2 separate regions of the Homo sapiens genome follow, and region 2 is linked to region 1. The links are chromatin loops, found by intact Hi-C in ENCODE. Cell type or tissue: tibial artery. All regions are shown on one strand. Each heading gives the region's core, and the rest is flanking DNA. Links, peaks and the distances in the headings are about the cores only. Region 1 overlaps HDAC4 (histone deacetylase 4). Region 2 overlaps HDAC4 (histone deacetylase 4).

Region 1 (9,671 bases), core at 743-8,742:
AGACCTCCCGGCCCACAGCATGCCTGGGCACTGACCTGTTTTCCTAAGAGGGAAGTCATCTTTGGCGTCGTACATTCCCAGGACCGGGTGGTTATAGGAGGTCGACACTCCGCTCTGGGGTGGAGAACTCTGGTCAAGGGAACTGTGCTGCGTTTTCCTGGAGAGAAGGCAAAGACAGATGGTTTAGTTTACCCAGCGCACTGCCCCAGGCATGCTGCAGCCGAGAAGCCACACACGATGATCTTTCCCTTGAAACCTCAGCCCCACCTCAACAGACACACCTTTTCCCTAGGGTCAAGCTGAAATTAAATGGAAACAAACAGGATGCTAAACAAGCAAGCAAACATCCGATGCCCACATCCTCCTCTGCGGGACCAGCAGTGCTTGGGGATGGGATGGGCAGCACCTCTGGCCGTTTTCCTGGTGGCTGTTCTCCACCTGGCCCTGTCCTCTCAGATGGCTCCAGCCCAGTCAGTTCGCTACCAGGGCCACCACTGGCCACTCAGAGAGCCTATCCCCGGTGGGGAGAGGAAGAGGAAAACAGTAGGCTGCTGCATAAGGAATCAAAGGTGAGTTCATAGGCAGCTGAGACGGGGCAAAAAACGGTCTAAGAACAAACGCTGTGATGTGTGGGACTCTCTCTGCCACCTGGAGAGAAGAAGCCCATGGGGCTGTCTCTCAGAAGGCACCCATCGTCATCCGTGCCTTCACCAAACTCACCCTGGTCACCTCCCTCTCTGGGGGAGGAACAGGATGGCAGCTACTGATACCCTGTGCCCAGGGAGCTGACCTACGAAAGGGACTTCCTGTATGAACAGCTGGGTACAACTCCACACCCTCCAGGCAGCAAGACAGGAATCGTCTGCCAGGAGAATGGCCGGAGGACGGACATGGGGAGGAGGCGGGCCCTGGGCCGGGACGGGGATGTGGGCTGCCACCCGGATGACCATCAGCAAGGCCTTTTTTGACGGCACTGACAGCTCAGTCTTGCTCAAAACACTGTGCTGAGTGGAATAAATTCTGAGTCTTTAAACTGCGTAATCTGCTTAATGACTACAAACAAATTTGCCGACTTACTTATTTGGAATTGGTTAGACTATTTGAATACATAGTATGGCACACCAATGCACCTGGAGTTATTTGAATTAAGAATGGGAGCTTGTAAATGGGTACAGGTGTATATTTAAATATTTGAGAGCACACCAGTGCAAAGAATGTGCTGAAGGGAACTCATAGACAAAATTGAGGAGCCGAGCCCAGGCACCTGGGCAGTGGGGTGCTGGGCCGTGCATCACAGGAGGAGCTCAGGGAGCTCCGGAAAACTGCACAGCTTCAGGCCACGCCCCAACCCCGCCCACTGCTCAGGGCACACCTCCAACCCCAAGCAGCTTCTCGCTGTTTCCCGGGGAATTCCACCATGCAGTCAGGCTCGGACTGCAGGGCTGGGACACGCCTGTCTGCACCTGTGCAGGGGCTGTGGCCTCCAAGTGGGACCACGTCCTTGTGCAAGCCTCCCTTCTCTTCCCTGTAGTTCTACCCCTCGTCTCACAATCTCATGAAAAGGTCTGGGGGCAACACTCTTTCTCTACCAAATAGTATTTTCAGATTGTATCCTATGGGGAATGTGATCTTGGCTGATTCCAAACTTCTTCAACACCAGGTGACAGTCTGGGACCATTTCCGCGTTCACTTTTTCCTTCATGGGAAACACGGAGTGACTTGTACATGCATCCCACGAGTTAAAAAGATCAGTATTTACATAATAATAAATTTAAATAAATGGAATAAAAATTATTATATTTGAACGGTAGGATTTGCTTACAGTGAAGTAGGAGTTGCAAAAGTTACATTGGTTTAAGATCTAACAGACGTTCTCTTACTATTCTGATCTCTTGAGGTGCTTTCAGTGTTAAAATCCCCACTTTCCTGTCAAACCTTAAAACGAGCAGAGCAGCAGGTGCAGGAGGGGCTGGGCCCTGCCCCCCAACTGCCAGCGCCTCCCCGCTGGACCACCTCGATGGATCCAGAGACCTCACAGGAGCGACCTCACCTCCTGCATAGCCCAGCTCACCGCCAGGAGCACACCATGCAGAGCCCGCCCCACCGCGCACCCGCCCTCCAGACACCAGGAGAGGGCGGCCCTCACCGTCAGGGCAGGTCACACCCGCCCAGCCCTGGTCACATGGTCCCAGGCCAGACCGCACACGCGTGCCCTCCGCGAAGAAGCGTCCAGCAGGGCGAGCAGAAGTGAAGCTCTATCCCTGCTGCAATCACACCCGCACCGCACACAATTACTCTCACTCACATCCGCACATCACACAACTGGTAACACTCACATCCGCACATCACACAACTATTCACACCCATGCCTCACGCTACTCACACCCACCCATACCTGCACCTCACACTATTCACACCCACACACACCTCACCCATACCTATATCTGCATCTCACTACTCACCTCCACACCTCACACACACACACCCGCACTTCACAATACACCCACTCACACCTGCAGCTCACCCAACTACTCACACCTGCACCTCACTACTACTCGCCCCCAATTCACACTACTCCCACCCACACCTCACATTACTCACACCCACATCTCACTTTTCACACCTGACGCTCGCACCTACACTACTCACACCCACTCACGCCCACACCTCACCTCACTACTCACGCCCAACTACACTCACACCTGCACTGCACACTACTCACACCCACATTCCACACCCCACACCCACCTCACACCCACACCCCCCTCACAACCTATACCCACCCACACCCCCTCACCTTACACAAACTCATGCCTACCTCCCGCACTCACACCCATCTACCTCACACCCACTTACACGCACACCCCACCCACACCCCACACACCCACACTTCATGCCTCACACCCACCCACACCCCACCTCCCACACACACACCCGCATCTCACACTCACACCTGTCACCTTTCCCACACCTCACACTCATACCCCACACTCACCTCACCCACTGCACACACCCACATCCCCCATTCACACCCTACACTAAGCTAACCCCGGCCACAGCCCACACTCACACTCACCCCGGCCACACTCCACACTCACACAGTCACACTGGCCACCCCACGGAGCCCTGAGGGCAGAACCTACAGAGCTGCTCCCTCTACCTCACCTGACCATAAATTATCTTCCGATTTTTCAACCTTTCATTTCCTGCAGCCTGGGGATGGGACACAGACGCTGGGCCAGGAGCCGAGGTGCAGCCCCCACGGGGCCCTGGGGCCAACCCGGATGCCACACCTAAAGGCAAACCTTGTCTTCCGGAGGAAGATGGAAAAGCAAATACTGTTTTCTTCTAAACACTGGCTTGACTGTAGAATAAAGCTTCATACAAACTCAACCATTTCAGTTCCAAACCATTGCCCTTTCATCAGATTCGTACCAGTGATTTCCAAGAAATACAACGAGGAACCACATACGCCAGGATACTCCAGCAGAAATGTACCATGATGGGAGCCACATGTGAAATTTACAATTTCCTAGTAGCCACATTAACATGGATAAAAATAAATGGGTGGAATTAATTTTAGTATTCGATTAAACCATTATAAAAACCATCCTTTCAACTTATAATCGATATAAACATATTAATAAGACACCGTAGGTCCTTTCTTCAGACCAAGTGTCTGAAATTCCATGCTCTGCATCTATGGCATGTCCTGGTCGGACCCAGCCACGTTTCAAGTGCTCGGGAGCCACGTGTGGCTTGTGGCAGCCACACTGGAAGGTGCCATCTTGTCTCAACAGTCTTAAAGCTGGAAGCGGTGACTCACGTAAACACCCACAGAGTCCACGCCCTGATGAAGCCACAGCACCATCCATCTCTGCAGCCTCCCAGCCCTGGTCTGCTTTCTCTCACAGTCGATTCACTTTGCTGACTCTGAATTTCCCATCAGTGGAGTCATGGGGGTGGCCTCTTTGTCTAGGCACCGTGCCTCTGGGGCTCCCCCAAGCTGCTGCAGGCGCCAGCGGTCCGTTCCTTGTCACTGCGGAGTAGCAGTGCAGGGGCCCCAGTTTGCACGGTAGCGTGTGCAGGGGCCCCAGTTTGCGCGGCCGTTCCCCTGTTGATAGCTTGGTTGTTTCCACTGTTTGGTGACTGTGACCGTAAGATGACGACTCGTCGTGTTGCTTGCTTTCATGTCTTGGGCAAATACGGAGAAGCATTGCTGGGTCACAGGGTTGGTGGGTATTTGTCTTTGTAGGAAACTGCCTGCCTGTTTTCCCACGTGTGATTCAGATTCCAACAGGCAGCACACAGAGGTCCAGGGACACCGCATCTGCTCCAGCACCCGGCCTGTTTCACTCCGGCCATCCCCACAGGTATGAAGGGGCTGCTTGCCGCAGTTTTGATTTGCATTTACCTGATGACCAGCCATCTTGAGCATCTTTTCCACACTTACTGGCCATCCCCATGCCTTTTTTTGTGAGGTACCTGTTCAAACCTTTTGACCGTATTTTTAAGTGGGCGGCTTGTCTTTTTACTATTGAGTTATAGGAACGAGCTCTACATTTTGGATACAAGCGGTTTGTAAGATATACGCATTGTGAATATTTCCTTCCATTCTGTAGCTTGCTTTTTAATTTTCTTAATGGTGCCTTTGAAAGAGCAGAAGTGTTTCAGTTTGTGGAAATATCATGTTTTGGGTTTTTGGTATCTAGCCGATGATTTTGGCGACCTAAGAAATCTTGCCTCCCCCTCCCCATCAAGGTTGGGAAAAGTTTCTACTAGGTCTCCTTCCAGTTTGATCAGTTTTGCGTCTAGGCTCAGGTCTATGACATCTGAACTAATCATGCGTGGTGTGAAGCTGGGATCAGGGTTTCAGTTCTTTCCCTATGAAGAGCCGGTTTTCTGACAAAGTTTCTGCCACCACTCCATGATGTTTAAGTTCAGGGTTCAAATACGGCAAAACAAGAAAACCACCAGGCTCCAGGAAAACAAACCTGTCCTATGGCTGACTTGAGATCAAGTCCTTCCCCCTCCAGCCTGAAGGTCCCCAGAGCCCTCTGAGAAGAAGTACCTCCGGCCCCTGCCATTAAAGCCAGGGCACGCCGCCCTTGTCCAGGCCAAGACACTCACCTTGAACACCCAGCTCACCCAGGGAGTTCCAGGAAAAGTCAGTCCTCCCAGCCCCAGCCACTCTGTTTGCCACCCCTCCTCCCTGGAAGCCCCCCATCTCCCGTCTCTCAGCACGTCCCTCAGCGCCCTGAGGCTGCCCCAGGCCACTTCTTCTCCCGTGGCCTCCTTGACTGCAGGTGCAGCCTTTCCTTGGGCCTGCTGCTCCGTCCTCCCCTCAGGTCCAGGCCACTGCCCGGCTTCTATTCCTGCTGGCCTCGGCCCCCCGTCCACTGTCCACTGACTCCTGGGCGAGGGGGCGCCAGCTCCCCACCTTCTTCCATGCTGCCGTGGCCACCCTCTGGGGGCTGCCCTGTGCTCACCGTGACCCCTGCTTCCCAGCAGCCCCACTGCTCTAGTCCTCCAACTCCCGCTGCAGCCTCCCAGACTCTGTGCTCCTCTTCAGAAAGGGCTGCCCGTGCTTGCCCCACTCCTATCACTGTCTTCTCAAAGCTCGCTTGCTCGGCTGCCTCACAGGGGGACCCAAGGCGGCCCTGCCCTGGTCCAGCAGGCTCTGCACTCCAGCTCTCCATCCTCCGCCAGGCCCCAGGCCCACCCTGCCCCTGGCTCCTCATCCTGCCCTTTCCAGCTTGGGCCCCAGGGGCACCATCTGAACCACGATCCACACTCCTGTCCCTTGCTCCTTCTGCCCTGCAACCCCACGCCCTGCCCCAGCCAGTAGGACAATGGAGTTTCTCCACAACCAGTCCAGGCAGTGGACTGGCTCTGGGGGCACAGATCGGGGTCTCCCCCAAAGCGGGCTCCCAGGTGCCGGTTGCCAGCGATTCTCAGGAAGCCACCTCCTCTCTCAGGTCCCAGTGGGTCACTGCTGTCACGTGCTGCCTCCCATGGACGCCGGTCTCACTCCTCCTTGCAAGTTTGTGTGTCCCTGGTCGAGTTACCCAAATCCAGACGGTGTGTCTGCCGTGAGTGCAGCTTATGTGCCACTGGCAAGCACAGCGGCTGCCAGAGTGGAGGACGTGGGCCACCTGTGCTGGAAACACCTTTTGGGATGTGTCGGGGTAGCGGGCGGCCTCCACGGAAACAAGGGGGATCGCGTCTGAGCTGTGGGGGGGTCTCACTACACATAGCTGTCCATTTTGAGGCTTGAGAATAGCTATTTTTTTTCCAACGAAATTACTGATATTTCGATTTACAAAAACTCCCTTATGGGATTTTTTTCTAGAAATGAAATGAACCTTGAGAGCAGCAGAAAACTACATTTCAAAGCGATCCTCTGTTGCCCTTGCTCACTGTTTCAAGCCGCATCACCTCGCCACTCGCTCGCACTGTGCTCTGTGAACTCTCCCCCGAAGGCCTTCTTTTGCATGGCAGGTCGGCTCTCTTCAGTCCTCAGACGAACAAGCCTTTTGTGGTCTCTGTCAATTGCGTGGGCCCTGGCAGGGTTTCTTAGTATAAAATAATAGAAGTACCACGGGGGCTTCCTGACTAGCCTAAGAATTATTGAAACGTCAGGTGGGAGCGCTGTCGGAGCACAGAGGATTCAGACAAGAGTTCCAGTTTAAGTGGCTCTTATTGTGGCTGAAAAATGGCACAACATTACCAAGAGTAACGACAGGCACCAGCCTCCGGAGCACTGCTCGGTCCCTCTGCAGGGGGGCCCACTCCCATGAGGACGGCCACCGTGTGAGTGGACCCCCAGACCACGTCACTCTGGAGGGGGGCCCACCCCGTGAGGATGGCTGCTGTGGAAGTGTACCCCCAGACCACGTCACTATGGAGGTGGGTCCCCCTGTGAGGGCAGGGGCAGCTGCCGTGTGAGTGTACCCCCAGACCATGTCACTCTGGAGGTGGGCCCCTCCGTGAGGACGGCTGCCGCACGAGTGTACCCCCAGAACACGTCACCCACATCCGAGCACCACTGTGCTTGGGGTTTCAATTCCTCACCCTCCTTCCCTGCCTCCGGTGAAGAGCTGGCTCCATGCAAATCTACCGGCGATCAGACAGTCCTCTGGGCCCCCAGAGAGGAGGCCGGGGTGCTCCCCACACCCACACTTACCCGTACCAGTAGCGAGGGTCGCTGGAAATGCAGTGGTTCAGATTCCGGTGGGCCAGCGCCTTCTTTTTATTGAGGACAAATTCTTGTAACTTCATCTTCACTTCTGTGCTGGCCACGGCACCTGGCGTGGGAGAAAGCATAGCAGGGGGTGAAGTGTGGCTCTGCCCTACAGCAGCAATGCAGGGCAGCGGGGCCACAGAGGGAGGGAAGGGCTGGGGACGGCTATGCACCTTCAGGACGCTGTGGCCTCCTGAGCGCTTCCTCAAAGAACCAAGGCCGGGAGGGGTTTTAATGAGAGGTTTTCTTCCCATCAAGATTTTACATCATTGCATTCTATTTAAAATGCAGATTTAATCATCCGAAAGACTTATTGTTAGCTAACACAAAACCCACTTCTGAAGGAAGTTTTAATATTCTTACATAAAAGAACACTCTGAATTAGGCAGTGGCAGCGTGGTGGTTGCATTCTTGCTACCGCAAAGCAGAATCTAAGAGAGAAGGCTTTGTGCAAATGGATGCATCACGCAGGGACAAAGCCAGTCTCACAGGCAGGCGTGCTTCCTTCTACACCTGCGCCGACATGACGGCCGGCTCTGCTTCCAACAGCATCAAAGGGCAGCGCCTGTCCTCCCCAGCTTGGCAGCTCAGACTCAGGCAGAGTGACTGCACCAAGTGGGACCGAAGTCGAAACTGTGGTTTTCTTCCGTGGCGGTGATTCTTTTTCAAAGCCTCATTAAAGGGAACTGGCAAAAAAGGCCACTCTCACCGCCTGAACACAAGGCCTGTTAGCACGGAGGCTGCTCGCCTCAGATCTCCAATCTAACCACACAGTACTTCTATCCTTCTTACAGCACCTTAAGTATCTTCCTAGTGTTGCATAATATTCAGATAGCGTTTGTAATGGTCAAAAACACACCTTGAGGTGAGTGAAGCATGTTTACAAAACCACTTCCCGACTGGGAGACAGTTTTGGTTGTTAGAAACCACGCTGCAGTGAACATTTATGAGTGGGTAACACTGACTACCTTTAGAATTACTTGCTTAGGACATCTTGGCAAAGTGACTACATCTAACAAACTTACTATTCTAACCCTCGGCACATCTTGGTAAATTGCTGTCCAAAATATCCCTACACATAGGCCAGGCCCGAAGGCTCACACCTGGAATCCCAGCACTTTGGGAGGCTGAGGAGGGCAGACTGCCTGACCCCAGGGGTTCGAGACCAGCCTGGACAACATGATGAAACCCTGTCTCTACTAAAAATACAAAAATTAGCCGAGTGTGGTAGCATGTGCCTGTAGTTCCAGCTACTTGGGAGGCTGAGGTGAGATAATCACCTGAGCCCGGGAAGTCCAGGCTACAGTGAACCAAGACTGTGCCACTGCACTCCACCCTGCGCAATGCGAGTTTAGACCCTGTCTCAAAAGAAAAAAAGAAAAACGAAACTTCTCTACACGCTGACCCCCTGAACCACCCATCCACCTGCAGCAGGGGCAGCTGCTCCTCCTGCTGGTCCTCAAATCACCATTTGCCCAAATCCAAAAGCCAGCAGGCATCACTGTGAGGCACCCCTGAGCACCACTGGACACGCGCCGATTTCCTCTCTTGCAAGATAATTCATGTCCTTGGCTTATGTGTTCTTAGAATCTTCCGGCGATGTGCACAGTGGTGTTGTGGGTCTGTGTGTGTGTGTGTGTTTCATACTTGTATCCACTGGAGTTGCGTGGGTTTCTTATGATAATGGCTGTATCGAGAGCCTAGTATATGCCAGCCCTGGCCTGGTTCGGCCTCGCATGAGAGCTATAAATAGGTATTCTCATCCCCCGACTGTGGATGGAGAACACAAAGGCGGCCAGGTGCGCCTCAGGTGAGGTTGGCTCAGTTACCAAGTCTCATGGACGCCCTGGTTCGTGGCTCTCGGCTGCTCCGTGTGTGTGTGCATTTACCCTGCCTCTTGTTTCCTTTTACAATTTGGGTAAAATGTTCAAATGCTTGTTTTTATAAAGTCTATTTTAGTTTTTCCTTTGTGAGTTTTCCCTTTCCTTAAAACTCTGCCATTGTTCCTCCTTTCAGTGGTTAATAAGCCATCATTTTAATTTTATCCTTGGTTCTGGTGCTGGGTTTTCATTCATTTGGTTATTTGCTAAATTTTTTCATGACTCACTCTGATGGCTCAGAAATGGATTTGGCATATAAGGCTCTATGGATATTCTGACCAACTGCTAATAAATGATTAATATCATTAGAAAGATGTCTTTTCCTTGCCACCTTCATCACATACCAAATGTCTTTGCTGCCACTCACAAATGGAGTTTTTGTTAGTTAGGCTCATTCTGTGTTCCCTACGGCAGAACCCCACTCCCATTACATTAAGGTGGAACTTTAATGTCTGGTCAAGGGTCAGTCAGCAATGAGACGCCTGGAAACAGGGTCTACCCAGGCTGTGGTGGGGCCTGCACTAGCCAAGCCAGGGAAACACAAAGAC
Region 2 (9,671 bases), core at 1,341-9,340, 230 kb after region 1:
TGCTTTGCAGATGGGTGGACCCGGATGAGGGAGGTGGCAAACTGACCACTGTGGCTCTCCGCTCGCTGGAGGGCCGCAAGCCTGGACTTTGAAGCTCATCCACCTAATCCCAAAGCACATTCCTTCTAACACACCACTTGCCCGCAGGGAGGCAGATGCGGTCAGTGCGGCTTCCAGGACTATCTGGGCCCGGGCCACGTTTGCATCGGCCTTCTCAGGCACCTGCCCACCTCTGCATGGGACAGATGAGCCAACATGGCTCAACCCTTCTCTGGAGCATCCTCAGATGACCAGCAGAGCCTTGGTCCTCTGGGTGACCTGGGTGCCTGGCCCCAGAGGGCAGCTGGACCGCACGGCTGGAAGGACCACCCTCTGGGCCCCCCTTTGGCAGCCATGGCCCTGATCCGTCCTCCACCATCCTGTGGGTTGGAGCCCCCACCCCGCCCCTTGGGGTCACTGGGCTGCAGCCGCAGGGACTCTGCCACACAGGCTCCTCCCTTCCTGGCCCCCACTCCCCACTCTAAGGGCCCCAGGCTTCTCTGCATCCAGCCAGTCATCAGCGGAGGGAGTGTGTGGAGGGATCTCCCTGCTGAGCTGCCATTACTTCTATCCACCTTTCCCACTGGCCATTTTGGCACACTTGGGCTCTGACTTCCAGGGCCCCGGGTTTTCCCAGGAAGCAGCAGAGACACAGGGAGGCCACTGTGTGTTAGTCTCCACTGCCAGAGAACCCTGCCGAGGGCTTCTCCCACAGGCCCTGGGAGCCCGCATTCTGCCTCTGGGATTGAGAGGTGAAGCCAGCTGGACTTCTGGGTCGGGTGGGGACTTGGAGAATTTTTCTGTCTAGCTAGAGGATTGTAAATGCACCAATCAGCACTCTGTAAAAATGCACCAATCAGCACTCTGTGTCTAGCTAAAGGATTGTAAATGCACCAATCAGCACTCTGTAAAATGGACCAATCAGTAGGACGTGGGTGGGGACAAATAACGGAATAATAGCTGGCCACCCCAGCCAGCAGCGGCAACCCATTTGGGTCCCCTTCCATGCTGTGGAAGCTTTGTTCTTTCGATCTCCACAATAAATCTTGCTGCTGTTCACTCTTTGGGTCCGCACTACCTTTAAGAGTTGTAACACTTGCCGCGAAGGTCCGCAGCTTCATTCTTGAAGTCAGCAAGACCACGAACCTGCTGGACAGAAGAAACCCCGGACACATCTGAAGGAACAAACTCCGGACACACCATCTTTAAGAGCTATAACACTCACCGCAAAGGTCTGCAGCTTCATTCTTGAAGTCAGTGGGACCAAGAACCCACTGGAAGGAACCAACTCCGGACACAGGATGGGGCCCACCCTGCCCTCCTAGAGGCCCGCTAAGGGATTCTGAGGCGAGGTCCGCAGAGCGTTCAGTGTGGCACCCATGCACACTGAGCCCACACCAAGACTATTCTGGAACTGCTGCTGGGATTCATGAGGCACGAGGAGCTAAATTCACTGAGGACGCTACTGGCGGCTTTCCTCCTCAGCATCTGTCCCCTTCCCCCTTCCTTCCTGACATCAGTGAATTCCATACCAGGGAGGCCAGTTCCCCAGCCGGCTTCTGGAAGAGGCATGTCCAGCACCCAGGCTGAGCCACTCGGTGCGCTCTGCACCCCGGTCACAGTGACTGGTTCAGAGTTCAATACGTGGCTGGAGCCAGACCGAAGGAGAGTGAATCCAAGACTTGCTAAGACAAAGATGCTGTCCTTCCTGATGGGTGTGAACCAGCCAGTGTATATAACCCTGGGAGCAGCGGGCAGGGCCTGTGTATCCCATGAAGCTGACTCTCCCCAGGTAGGGCAAAGAAACAAGCCCCAGATGACACTGTGGAGGAGCTGGATCAAACAGTGCCTGAATACTTCCTCCTCCGGCACTTTCTAGGAAAACAAGCCAAACAATTCCCTGAGGCCACAGTACCTAGCGAGATCCTATCTGATGGGGAGCTACCAGAAATACCTCCCTGCTCAATACCTCCCTCGAAGCCAGCCAGGTACAGTACCTCACGCTTGTAATCCCAGCACTTTGGTAAGCCGAGGTGGGCAGACTGTTTGAGCCCAGGAGTTTGAGACCAGCCATGGACAACATGGCGAAACCTCATCTCTACAAAATATACAAAAAATTAGCCAGCCATGGTGGCATGCGTCTTTGGTTCCAGCTAATCAGGCAGCTGAGGCAAGAGAACTGCTTAAGCTGGGAGATCAAGGTTGCAGTGAGTGGTGATTGTACTGTAGTGAGTGGTGATTGTACCAGTACACTCCAGCCTGGGCAACAAAGCAGGACTCTGTCTCAAAAGATATATATATATATTGGAAGCCACCCCCAAAAATCCCCTTAGAGTGCCTTTCCCACCCTCCACCTGTGGAGGAGCTGTGCCCACAGGGGCACCATGCGGCCGCAGCCCCAGCCCTGACCTCTCCCATCTCCCTGTCCTTCACTGCCCTCCAGAGCGGCACTACCCCTCACTTTGCTACCAGGAGCCGCCACATGCCTGGAGCCCCGAGCCTGGACCTGAGCACCCAGCCACGCAGCCTCCCTTGAGACACTGCAGCCACACCCGGTAGCCCTCTGACCAAGGCAGTGGGCAAAATGCACACAGTCCTTCAGGGTCCCTGCTCATGCAAATCAGAAGCAGTGAAGACGGGACAGAAAGAACCAAGGGGAGGGAAAGCGGGGCAGCCTGGATTTACGCACAGCCACAGTCTCAGGGCAGCTCCCTCTCCCAGCACACTGGGAAGCATGACAGACGGCAAAGCCGTGGCACAGTGTCCATCAGACCGCTCGAGTCATCCTCAGGGCCAGGGGCCTCGGCTCGGCCTCGATACGAATCACACTGTGGCCAAGGCGCAATCTGGACATGCCATAGCAGCTGAGCCACCATCACGAGCCGGGCTCTGCATACCGGGTAGGGACGCTGGCCCTTCAGGTCCCTAACAAGCGCAGCATGCCCTGGGGGCTGACAGTGTCCGTGGGAAGCATCACGGTGCTTCTGAGCTTTCAAGAGTCTAATCTCTGTAAACTATGACACAGTCCCTGCAAGGACAAAGGCAGACGAGAGCTTGTTCTCAAACTGTACTAAGGTCCTTCGGGGAGACGTCCACCACACCACGACCTGCTGCAGAGACACCCTGAGCAGGTGCAGGAGCTTCAGAAAGTCCTGCAGGTGCATCCAAGGCCCGGTCAGCAGCAGGCCCCGGGCAGGGGACATACCCTACTCCTCATTCCTCCCAAGACCTGCCAGCAGAGAGGGCTGTGTGTCCTCAGAGCCAGCGGGGGAGGAGGAAGAGGAAAGCTGAGTCTCTGCGGGAGAGACACTCACTCAGCAGATGACAAAGGACTCACTGAGGTGATGGGGTCATGACAGTGAAGCTGGGATCTCAACCGATGCTCACTCAACACCCCAGAGCCATGGAACACAGGACATCACTGCAAATCACTCTTGTCCACTGCAGGCACATTGGCAGTGTGACGAGCAGGAGAGAGCACATCCACCAATCAGACCCTTCACCCCACACCCACGAGAGCACCGAGGAACCAGGAGAAGGATACGTGAAACAAGAGAAGAGGCCCTCCGCAGCTCCCACGTGCCTCAGCTCTGGCCTCCGCTTAACCAGAAGAATTCTGAAAACAGAACTTCGTCAGAACGCAGCCCGCGTGTGCTGAAGCTGGCACGCTGACATGGAAAGACACTCTTCTTCAGGGAGGGACCGCGGGAAGCACTGCACATGGTTGGTTGTGAACTCCGAAGCCCAAAAGGTCAACATCCCCACCAGCTTGGGAGGTGAGTTGGATGCTCCCACACCAGGCCCCATCCTGCCCGGGCCACCATGCCGGGCAGGGGTGGGATGGCCCAGCCCGGCTGCTACCCTCGGATGGCAGCGGGCATGCACGTAACGGCTCTGCAGGTCAGCTGCTGCCCCAGCCAGCAACCGAGCTACGCTGGGCTGTGCTGCACACTCAGGGGCAAAGGAAAGCAAGCTGCTTCAGGGCAGGCACTCGAAAGGCGAGAAGACACAGGCACCCCAGTGACATCTCCTTTGATGCATCCTTCTGACCTGGAGAGCCAAGGGGCGGATTCCAACACAGAGCCCTTGAGCTGGCAAACAAGTGTTCTCCAAAGAATGGGGACTGTGACCACCTATGAGGATTTTTTCAGTGCAAAATCTGATGTAAATTTTATAGTAGAGGGGGTTTTAATATGCCAGAACCTCCCAATGGTTTTCTTTATGGCTCACTTTAAAGGTCCAAAAGGTCAGAGGGCCACCCACATCCTGCAAGCAAGGAGGCACAGTTGGCATCACTAATTAAGATACACCCCGCTTGTGTGGACCCACAGGCCATCTTCCCCTCCTTGTCCACAGCCCCCAGAGGTGGAATGGGGGTCAGCCTCCTTAGAACACTCTAACCCCTGAGCTTACGGGGCTCGGACATGAGTCCTGGGGGTGGGTAAGTCCTCAATAGCCAGCTGGGATTAGCCCCAGGCCACAGGGAGGACTGAGGCTCAGGGGCCCTTGGCCACGCTCTGCTGACCTGCTGGGGGCCCACTTTCTGCCACTTGACTTACATGGCACGGTGCCAGCCAGCAAGGCCCCTGCAGATGGGCCAGGCTGGGCTCAGCCTCAGACCCGGAATTCTGGTGTGTAAACCGGTGGCACTGGGGGTGCCAGCTCGGGTCCCCCAGCGGGTCCCCTCCAGCACGGTTTCTACACAGACTCCTGGCAGGCTTCAGTCCTGACAGCTACTCTACAGAATCCTGGACCTAGGCACAGAGGAAGCTCTCGCCAGCACTGCTAGAAGGAAGGAACCCCCTCCCTTCTGGATGCGGCCCGTCTCAGAGCCACAGGACTGGGACCCCCGGCGTGTGAGCCACCTTCTTCACCTTGCCCTTGTTTTGGAAGCTGCCCTTGCTTTTCATGCAGAAGTCCCCACAACAGCACCACCAAGCATGTGCCCCAAGGAGGGCCTAGCCGCGCCATGGACCACCTGGAGGCCTCCTTGGGATGCATCTGAATGGGCCTGCCTCCACAAAGTTAGAACAAGAGAGATCAGGTCCATCACCCAGCTGGAGCCAGGCACCAGTGCACAAAATAGAAAGAACAGAAGCAAACTCTCCATTAAATGCAAGAAGACTACACATACATGAAAACGCAAGGAAGTCCTTTGTGCAGACCACACCTCCACCCCACCCAGGCAGCCTGCCAGTTGGCCCGGCTCATCACTGGCTCACGCACTCTGGCCTCAGAGACCTCAGTCACCAGGCCACCATCTGGCCACAATGCCCTTTTCACAATGCAGCCCCGAAACTCTGGCTCTGGCTAAAAAGGACCACACCCCATTCCCACCCACCCAGCCTCCCCTTCCTCCTCCTCATCTGGGCCTGGCTCCTGCACCACGGCTCTCCCTACCAAGCAAGCCCTCCAGCCACAGCCCTGGTTCTCAGGATGGTGACCCGTGTGCACCTGCCTGTTTAGCTCCTTTTTCTCCTCTGTCCCTACCAACACCAAAGCCTCTTGTGGGCAGAGGCCAGTTTTCCTGATCAAGCCTGGGGTCATGGGGCTGGCCACTGCGTCTGGCACAGAGAATGTGTTCAACTGAGTCTCATCTCATGTAAAACCTAGTACTTGGGCTGGGGTGTAAAATGAGTATTTGCAAAATAATAACTAATCAATTAGAAATATTCAGGGAACATGGCCCCCAAGGACCACCCCCCCTCCACCCCCAACCCCACCACCAGGGAGGCCAGTGGAGATACCACAGAAACTTCTCTTCCTCAGTTTAAAAAAGAACCGCTCCAGCAAATAGCAACACATAAACCAGATGATGGGCCATTCCCAAGGGAAAATGCAATTCCATCACCGCTTGAACAATACTCCCACTTGGAATGCTGGTTCAGACTTTCAGGTCCTAAGAACTGATTTATTGTTTCAAGCTTAAACATCAATCCAGCAAAAGCACTTGACTCACACAGACGGAGTACTTCATAAACAACAGTAAACTCACAAAGCCCAACACTCACATTTTTAAACAGAGCAGACTCCAAAATGTTTATGTACACAAACATATTAATGTATCATATTAAAATTATGACGCTAAATAAGAAGTGATTAAATAATGTCATTAATTCTAATTTAAAACAAGCAGAGAAAAACTTCTTCATAAAAGCACCACTCGCCTCCTCACACGCCGGGGCCCTGGGCGAAGCGGCTGGAGAACAAGCTGCACACACCTGCCTTGGCCTTGGCACAACAGTCGCATTTGCCACTCGACAGCTGTGTTGAAGGCCCTTCTCCCTCCCATTCCTTTCTGCATCACAGAATTCCCTCCACTTGCATTTATGACATCTCCTTAGGAGCATGTAATCTCCAAAATCAGGACCAAGAAGTTCCCAGATGGGGGCAGGGGGTGTCAGGAAACAGGCAATTCCAGAGCACTGGCAAGAACCCCGCAGAGGGGCCAGGCCAGAGGTGGGGCCTCACCCCAGCTCTCCCACCCAAGGCCCGCATTGTGCCATTCACTGGGCTACCTACTCATCCATTCATTCATTCACTCATTCATTTTCTTTCATTCTTCGAGCACCTACACTGCCAAGCACAGGGTACAGAGCAGGCATGAGGCCCTCAGGGCCCCTCAATCCTACAGAGCCCCAGCTAGTAGAAAAGGTGGCATTAAACAACTAAGGTCACAATGAGCTCCTTCCTGAAATTGCACAATGGGATGCTGTTAGAAAGGAGGAAAAAAGCTATTAGGCTAAGTTTAACAGGGGATCAAAGGATGAGAGGATGAGCATGAACTGAGGGGCTGGAGAAGAGGAAGGTAAAGGGAGGCCATTCCAAGGAAGGGGAACAGTGTGTGCAAAGGCCCCGAGGTCAAAGGGGACTTAGAGAGAGCTAGAAAGTAAAGCAGGTGGCAGCTGAAACTCCACAAACACAGCAAGTGCTATCAGATGAGGCTGGTAAAACAGAGGCCAGGATCAGGCAGGCCTTCCAGGGCCCTGAGACCTTAGGATCCTAAGAATACAGGAAAGTCATGCCAGGGTTTCAAGCAAGGGAATGAGAGGTACAAACCTGCTTCTGGTGGAAACCTGGGAGACTGTTTGTAGGATGGGCTGTAGCAGAGCCCGCTCAGACCCCGAGGGTCAGTCCCCACCTTGAAGAGCTTACATGTGAGTTAGAAAAACAAATGCCCCTAAATTCTTCTATTGCAAAGCATATTTATCAACTTGCCAAGGACTTAAAGAGTACTTTTCTTTCCAATGAAGATATCTAAATGTTTTCAAATTACTACTGTAAAAAAGTAATACACGCTTACCAAAAGAATCTCTACAATACCACCATGTATAAAAGAAAAGTGTACCCCGTCTCCTCACCTCTGATGGTTACCTTAGAGACCCATGTACTTAAAACCAGGAGTGGCCCGGGGACTGCTCCAGACCCCGCCTTTCCCTCTTACACTGCACACTTCTGCCTGTCTACACATGGAGGATGCCACAGTGCAGAAATGCCAGCAGGTTTAACAAGTACTCCTTTTATAAATAATGCAGCCCCGACCTCCACACACGTCTGGATATCTACACACTTATCTTCTTTCCTTAGAATAGATTTCAAAATGTAGAACTGTGGGGACAAGGAGAATGGCATTTAAGATTTTGACACTTAAGACTTTTCTAGAGAGCAATTCGGTAATCACTATTTTATGTTTATACATTACATATATAAACTTTTTTGGGGGGGACAGCCCAGGGTCTCGCTGTGTCACTCAGGCTGAAGTGCAGTGGCAAAATCACACCTCACTGCAACCTTGACTTTCCAGGCTCACGTGATTCTCCTGCCACAGCCTCCCAAGTAATGGGGACTACAGGCACACGACGTCATGCCTGATTTTTTTTTTTTTTTTGTAGAGATGAGGGTCTCACTATGTTGCCCAGGCTGGTCTTGAACTCCTGGGCTCAAGTGATCCTCTCACCTTGGCCTCCCAAAGTTCTGGGATTACAGGCATAAGGTACCTCGCCCAGCCCTATTATATTTTATATAATAATACATATGGGTCTCTCCAGAGAGCAAATGATAATAAATAACAGCCAACATTTATATCATGCTTACTACATGCCAGGCCCTATTCAAGGAAATTTCCATACATTAACTTAAACTTTGCAAAAACCTTACAAAATAGAAATTATTATTATGACCAGCAACAGGTATCATCAAACTCGCCAATATGATAGGCATAAAGGGAATCTCCTTCACACTGAATTGATTAGTAATGCTAACCTTTCATCACTGGCACAATGATTCAATGTTCATACGTTCTGCTCATCTTGCAATGGTGATCTCATGCTCTCCTTATTGGTCTGTAAAAGCTCTTTATATATTGACTGTTAAGCTTACACAGGCATAATGTGGTATGTATTTTCTCTCTCGTCTCTTAGCCCGGCTGACGGAGTCTTTTGCCAAAGAGATTTTTTAAAAAACTCTTATCCTATTAAATCTGTCAAGATTTTCTTTAAGGTTTCTGGGTTGGTATTGAAAGAGTAGATTAACTTGGTCCTCAAATGCTTTCTTCCAATAAAATCTTCCAAGGTAATCAACAGACCGAACAACAAACACTAAAAGCTGCTCCGGCTGAAGTGGACTTGGAGCATTAGCTCCCTTCCGTCACCCCCACCTGCCTCCAGGCGTCCTGGGGACTTTGCAGGAGAAGAACATGATGTCTTCTAGTTCTGCAGTCCCACACGTGACATAAGACAGCATGAGAAAGCCAGAAGTACTGCCCAGACCTATGAAACGCGCCTGTAACAGCGCCAAGAACAGTCAACACAGCACTAGAAAGTCTAACGACACTGAACTAGAAAGGTATTCCAAATCGTCCTCTTCTCTAAGAGGCTGTGTTCGCCCAAGCACCTCGACAAGCTGAACTTCAGCTTCAAGGTCACCACCAGCCTAGAAGCAGAGGCACGGAGAGGAACTGGCCTTTGGGACTGGAGATGCAGGGGGTGGCACATGGTCCATTTCATTCTACCCCCAGTTCCTCCAGAGGTAGAGCCCACCTGCAGGACTGTGCTGACACCTACATGGTGAGTGCATGAAACAGCACGAGCCCCAAGCAGGTGCTCATCTGGCGTCAGCTACGGGAGCACGTGACAGCTGCTCGTGGCATCATCTCCTTGCTCCAGGATACATCCTCATCCCCCGACAGTGATACAGGAAGTCACGGTGGGGGCAATCTATGCAGGACCCCGACCTTCCTTCCAGGAAGTGAGTAGGAGGTGTGTCAGCAAGGCCACAGCAAGGGGACATGTAGGACCCTGACCCTCCTTCTAGGAAGTGAGTAGGAGGTTTGTCAGTGAGGCTGCAGCAAGGGGACATGGCCATTTAATGCTGCAGGCACCATGGCCCTCATGCCACCCCAAAACAGGTCCCACTCTTCCCACGCACAGAAGCCCAAGAGAAGAAAACTGACCGTATGAAGAGAACTTACTGACCTTAGTGACACTTGTTCCCACAGAAACGCTTATGAATGAGTTAAGGTCTGTTCAAAGGTAGCATCACTTTTGACATGGCACCCCTCATCTGACCTGAACCAGAAGGTGCAGTACCCGCCTCTAACGTCAAGGCCAAAAACCCAGAGCCCACCACACGGC

The links. Peaks named below come from ENCODE experiments on the same cell type or tissue, not always from the same donor. Only the 100,000 strongest peaks of a DNase experiment are listed, where the experiment ranks them.
Region 2: it touches region 1 in a loop (2.6-fold over the local background); 5 of 110 quality-filtered maps call a loop at or near these places.

What each region holds. Positions count from the first base shown.
Region 1 is chr2:239,156,617-239,166,287 of GRCh38, forward strand. It overlaps HDAC4 (histone deacetylase 4), which reads right to left. Exons shown (of 27, transcript NM_001378414.1): 6 at 7,187-7,307; 7 at 36-157. Among named protein-coding and RNA genes, the nearest start is that of HDAC4-AS2, 32 kb to the right of the region's middle. In tibial artery, for the core only: no CTCF peak of the experiment used is centred there; DNase peaks (open chromatin) are centred at 1,395, 4,255 and 5,885.
Region 2 is chr2:239,388,229-239,397,899 of GRCh38, forward strand. The region is part of intron 1 of HDAC4 (histone deacetylase 4); the gene reads right to left. Among named protein-coding and RNA genes, the nearest start is that of HDAC4, 8.0 kb to the right of the region's middle. In tibial artery, for the core only: no CTCF peak of the experiment used is centred there; DNase peaks (open chromatin) are centred at 6,263 and 6,553.